Regions from separate parts of the Homo sapiens genome. Here region 1 is linked to region 2. A link is a loop called in an ENCODE intact Hi-C map of the cell type or tissue named here. Cell type or tissue: transverse colon. All regions are shown on one strand. Links, peaks and the distances in the headings refer to the core of each region. The heading gives the core; the rest is flanking DNA.

Evidence for each region. Hi-C counts contacts between places; a loop is a spot of excess contacts. Peaks named below come from ENCODE experiments on the same cell type or tissue, not always from the same donor. Only the 100,000 strongest peaks of a DNase experiment are listed, where the experiment ranks them.
Region 1: it touches region 2 in a loop (14-fold over the local background); 1 of 110 quality-filtered maps calls a loop at or near these places.

Annotation. Positions count from the first base shown.
Region 1 is chr2:85,115,792-85,118,712 of GRCh38, reverse strand. No RefSeq gene overlaps it. Among named protein-coding and RNA genes, the nearest start is that of TCF7L1, 16 kb to the left of the region's middle. In transverse colon, for the core only: no CTCF peak of the experiment used is centred there; no DNase peak of the experiment used is centred there.
Region 2 is chr2:85,043,024-85,045,944 of GRCh38, reverse strand. KCMF1 (potassium channel modulatory factor 1) reads right to left here. Exons shown (of 7, transcript NM_020122.5): 4 at 2,280-2,381. Among named protein-coding and RNA genes, the nearest start is that of LINC01964, 23 kb to the left of the region's middle. In transverse colon, for the core only: no CTCF peak of the experiment used is centred there; a DNase peak (open chromatin) is centred at 1,104.

The DNA of each region.
Region 1 (2,921 bases), core at 257-2,756, 73 kb before region 2:
AAAAAAAAAAAAAGTAAGAGTTTTGATTTCTTTTTTCTTTCTTTCTTTCTTTCTTTTTTTTTTTGTTTGAGACGGAATCTTGCTCTATCACCCAGGCTGGAGTGCAGTGGTGCGATCTCAGCTCACTGCAACCTCTGCCTCCCGGGTTCAAGTGATTCTCCTGCCTCGGCCTCCTGAGTAGCTGGGATTACAGGCGTGTGCCACCATGTCCGGCTAATTTTTTGCATTTTTTTTTTTTAGTAGAGACGGGGTTTCACTGTGTTGGCTAGGATGGTCTTGATCTCCTGACCTCGTGATCCGCCCGCCTCAGCCTCCCAAAATAAAGAATTTTGATTTCTTAAATAACATCATTATTAGAGTAAAATGGCAAGCCACAGACAAGATGAAAATATTTGCTTTACACATATCTGACCAGAGACTCATTCGGAATATATGAATAACTTACACAAGCCCATAAGGAAAAAACCAGACAACCCAAGAAGAAAATAGACAAGATACTTCACTGGATACTTCATCAAAAAGTATATCCAGATAACCAAGAAGCATATGAAAAGGTAGTCAACGTAATTAATGCCTGACAAATAGTAGATGCACAATAAATACTTGTTGCATAAATAAACTAACAACTTCGTGGCCATTATTATTATTTCCACTCTTCTTTTTTTTTTTTTTTGAGATGGAGTCTCGCTCTGTCACCTGGGCTGGAGTGCAGTGGCGTGATCTCGGCTCACTGCAACCTTCGCCTCCTGGGTTCAAGCGATTCTCCTGCCTCAGCCTCCTGAGTAGCTGGGATTACAGGTGGTGCCACCACACCCGGCTAATTTTTGTATTTTTCGTAGAGACAGGGTTTCACCATGTTGGTCAGGCTGGTCTCGAACTCCTGACCTTGTGGTCTGCCCGCCTTGGCCTCCCAAAGTGCTGGGATTACAGGTAGTGCCACCACACCCAGCTAATTTTTGTATTTTTCGTAGAGACAGGGTTTCACCATGTTGGTCAGGCTGGTCTCGAACTCCTGACCTTGTGGTCTGCCCGCCTTGGCCTCCCAAAGTGCTGGGATTACAGGCGTGAGCCACAGCTCCCAGCTGATTTCCACTCTTCTATAATGCCTCAAAACTTTCTCCAAGACGTAAGTTCATGAATTCAGCAGCTACTGACCTAGTGGTAAGTTTGCCCAGGATATGGTTTGTGCCCTGGGGAATTTGCAGTCTCTCAGGGAGGTAAAACAGAGAGAGCCATGCAATGCCCTGGGATAGCACCAGCTGCCCCTCATTCTTACCTTCTCTGCTCCCATCTGTGCAACTGCAGACCCAGGGAGATCTCACTGTCTCCACCCTTGCTGGCCCAGCTACCCTTTACACCTGACCCCTTGGGCCTATGGATCTCCCTGACTTTCATAGCCTGGAAGAGGGCAACTTCCTGTACTTCTTTCTTCAGTTGAGACCAGATGGGAATTTCCTTAAAATATCTTTTATTAGGAAATCAAGGTAAAGCGATGACAAAAATGCTCAAAAGACAAAAGCATAAAAATGGAATGGTTTATAAAATCTGGACTTTTCACCTCAAAGTCTTGCTGCAATCATGTTTTTTGAAAGGTTAGTTAAATGCTCAGTGACATCAAGTTCTTCAACAGCTGAACTTTTGCTGCCATGATATTTGAGAAGTAAGTCAATGCAATAATATTCCTGTTCTGAGTTTGTAAACTGTAATCAAATTAGAAATTAATAAATATGTGTGTGTGTACACACATAACCTCTAAGATTCTGTCACCTCCTTTACATTTAATAGAGGTTGCAGATAACTATGTAGCAACACAGACAATGCTAAGCAATAAATAGCACAATGGAAAACTATAGGTACCAGATCATTACATTACACATATGGACAAGGTCTTTAAGGAAAATGAAAATGTGTTCATGTCGTGGATGAAGTGGGTGATTTTTCCCCTTTTTTCAAACATCTTTCATTATTTTCTTCATGCTACTCTAGCAATACATAAAAGTCACACAAAGATTTGATAGAGCATGAACATAGTGGAATGCCAATTTGTAAACTGCTCCCAAGTCCAATTTTGTGCTGCTAATTTTAAAGCTAGTGCTATTTTCTAGTAAATAGAATATATGTAGAAGTCTGCATTTCTTTTTGTCGATTTGACCAACATATTTTAGCATCATCTGCAAACTGGCAAATAAAGTATAAGTCATAACAAATGGTTTTTGTTCTAATCTGGGATAATTTCTTGCGGCAATCACTGGTGGTTGTTCTGATACACCAGGAATGGAAGCTGAGGGGGTGGAGAGGGGGTGAGGATTTGTTTTGTTCTTATCTTGACTGCAAAGTCCAAAGCTATTTACTTTTTTGTTCTAGATTTCTTTCGCAGAGCATTAATTACCTGGAGAAATTTTTTCCTAATTGCAGTTTTTTTTTGGAGGGTAATCATTTCTAAAGAAATAAATATTCCTTCCAGGTGGCTCAAAATGTTCCTGGCATGCAACACCAGTTTAATATAACGTGTATATTTTAAGTGTTTTCATATTACTGCATGCCTGTTCATGACAAATCTGCTGTGGTCAGAATGAATTTTTTTAGTTACATCCTTGTGTCTTTTTGCAGATATGGAATTAAATCATTTTATGGGTAGGTTAAGATTTGAACAAGAGTGCATAGCCTACTTATTCCATGAGTTGAAGGATTTTCCCATCTACCAAAAATTGCACTGAATCACCTCAATAAATGTTTATTAAGCATTCTTTGGATTTTAAAAATGGATTGTGCATCGACCTGTCTTTCCTATTGTTGCCAGCATGAAGAACATGGCCAACTGAAAGCTGTGAGGATTTGAGTTTGCATCTGGGTTCTAATCATTACTATGTGACTCTGGACAAGTCAGCTTAGTATTCTGAAGCCTTGGTTTTCTCATCTAT
Region 2 (2,921 bases), core at 156-2,655:
TATTAACCCTAAAAAGACACTCAAATGTAAGGCAACATGTGAGTGTGTGTGTGTGTATTGGGTGTGTGAGGTAAAAAAGTTTCTCTATATAGCTCATGAAATCTCAAATACCACCTATAATGAAAAAGGAACAATACTGAATGTATATTCAGCACATCAAAGGTTCCTTTTGGATTATTAGTTTTACTCTGTCTTCAAGCTTCTTTCCAATGCCGCTGCTAAGCAGAAAACAGATTTGCATTTCTTGTATAAGACACACAGATAGATTAACATGACATTTATCACGAAGAAAAATTCCCAGCAGCCTCAACCGTCTTACACAGCTGAGTGTAAGTCAAACTGAAAAAGGTCCTGAGTTGCAAATAGCTGTCAAAACTCATGAAGACAACCTTACGTTTCCACAAAGGCAAATGAGAGGTGGGGGAGGCCAGATCATATAGAAGAGATTTTTCCTTTAAAGTACCAAACAGACCAGCTTTATAATGCAGATTAATTTTTTGGCTGGCTTCTCAGTTTTTCAGCTGATGGTTCTGGAGTTATTTAAGGACCGGATGGGTAGCTCCAAGAGGCCTTCAGGTGTCACGGTACATGCCCTGTTCCATCATATTCATGAGGATGGTTTGGGTTCTAGAGAAAGTGATATGATCATATTTATATATTTGATAATTTTATATTATGATTATATATACATATATATATGTATCTTGAGACAGGGTCTCACTTTGTTGCCAGGCTGGAGTGCAGTGGTGCAATCATAGCTTACTGCAGCCTTGAGCTCATGGGCTCAAGTGATCCTCCTACCTCAGCCTCTTGAGTAGCTGGGACCACAGGTGTGTGCCACCAGCTGAGCTCATTATTTTGGTAGAGATGGGGTCTTCCTATGTTGTCCAGGTTGGTTTCAAACTTCTAGGCTCAAGTGATCCTCCCACCTTGGCCTTTCAAAGTGCTGGGAGTATAGGCATGAGCCACTGTACCCAGCTGGTGACAGTTTTAGACGAACAATTCATAACCTGAAATCAGAAGCATTGAGTCCACAAAATTAATCGCTCTGGTAGGCCAGTAATCTCAGGGAACACTGCCAGAAACTGTTGAGAGACAAGGAAGGGAATGCAGAAATAAAAGCAAGAGGCTGGGCGTGGTGGCTCACGCCTGAATCCCAGCACTTTGGGAAGCTGAGGTGGGCAGATCACCTGAGGTCAGGAGTTCGAGACCAGCCTGGCCAACATGGTGAAACCCCATCTCTACTAAAAAAATACAAAAATTGGCCAGGCGCAGTGGTTCATGCCTGTAATCCCAGCACTTTGGGAGGCTGAGGCAGGCAGTCAGGAGTTCAAGACCAGCATGGCCAAGAGACCAGCCTGGCCAATATGGTGAAACCCCATCTCTACTAAAAATACAAAAATTAGCTGGGTGTGGTGGCGGGCACCTGTAATCTTAGCTACTTGGGAGGCTGAGGCAGGAGAATTACTTGAATCCAGGAGGTGGAGGTTGCAATAAGCTGAAGATAGCACCATTGTACTCCAGCCTGGCTGACAGAGCAAGACTCCGACTTTTAAAAAAAAAAGAAAAGAAAAGAAAAGCAGGAAAGGAAATTTAAAGCTAGAGCTGACCTTATGCTATCCTACTCAGGAACTCGGCAGGAAATGGCTCTCTCTGGAGAAGGGGACCCCAAAAAGGAAAGGAACACCAAGATGCACACCTGTCCCCACCATCTCACCACACCACACCCACAACAGGGTAAGGCAGCAGAGGAACAGAGAGGGAAAGCAAATAATGCCTCTTCATATTTAACTAATTAAATTTTAATTTGGATTAACATTTTCCTCTTTTGTATGAAAACGCCATCCTGGAAGACACAATTTGGTCAAACTGCCTTAAAAAAAATCTAATTGTAATGAACTAAAGATGAAGGACAAGTCAACTTTCACTTAATGAAAATGGTTCATACAATGGTGATAGTATATAAAAAGAGAAATAAATTGCATCTCAGCACTGAGTCACTTTTAGGAAAAGTTCAAATAAGTAAAAATAATTTGGACATTACTTTTCCTCTTTTGGGGGATATGATCCTTAAAAAAAATCAAAATGACAAGCTGGATGCAGTGGCACATGTGTGCCTATAGTCCCAGCTACTCAAGAGGCTGAAGCAGGAGGATCACTTGAGCTCAGGAGTTTGAGACCAGCCAGGTCGACACAGCGAGATCTTGTCTCCAAAACAAAAAATCAAAATGACAAACATTACAAACAACTCTTTTCCTTGTCATCTCTTAAAAGGATATTAAATCTCTAGGGGCTCTGTGTTCAAGTGTAAGATGAGCTGCAAAGTCATCCGTGACATGATTAGGATCGCCTCCAGGTAACGCTGCACATATTGGACAAATCTGAAATGGAAGTAAAGAAAGCAGCTTAATAAATGAACGTCAATAAGACATCTTTCTGGACGAGTATTCTGCTGTAAGTTTTACTATTATCAAGTTTTAACCAACAGAAAACACAGCAGATCCTAAATCAGTGAAAAGCAGTAGAAACCTAAGCAAGAACTGTTCACACAAGGTCCCTCAGGGTCAAACACAACAGTTTCAGACACACCAAACTTGATCTCTGGCAGGGCCTTCTAACAGCCTGCCTGATTCATTTGTATGGTCTAGCAAAATAGTTTCCATTAAAAAAAACTTTAAAATGTGCTATTTAGTGCACATTTACGTGTAAGTCCAGTCTTGAATGGTAAAGACAGATACAAGCCTATGGCACACTTCTCCAAAGCAAGCTATACTTGAGAGCCAATTCCCAAATAAGACAGCAGAGATCTGATTAAATGCAACTGTGCAAACATTCAACAGACATGTTGAATGTAAGACAAATTATGATTACTGATAATATGCAAATGTGGTCTATAAATTTATGAATGTGACTTCCAAGGG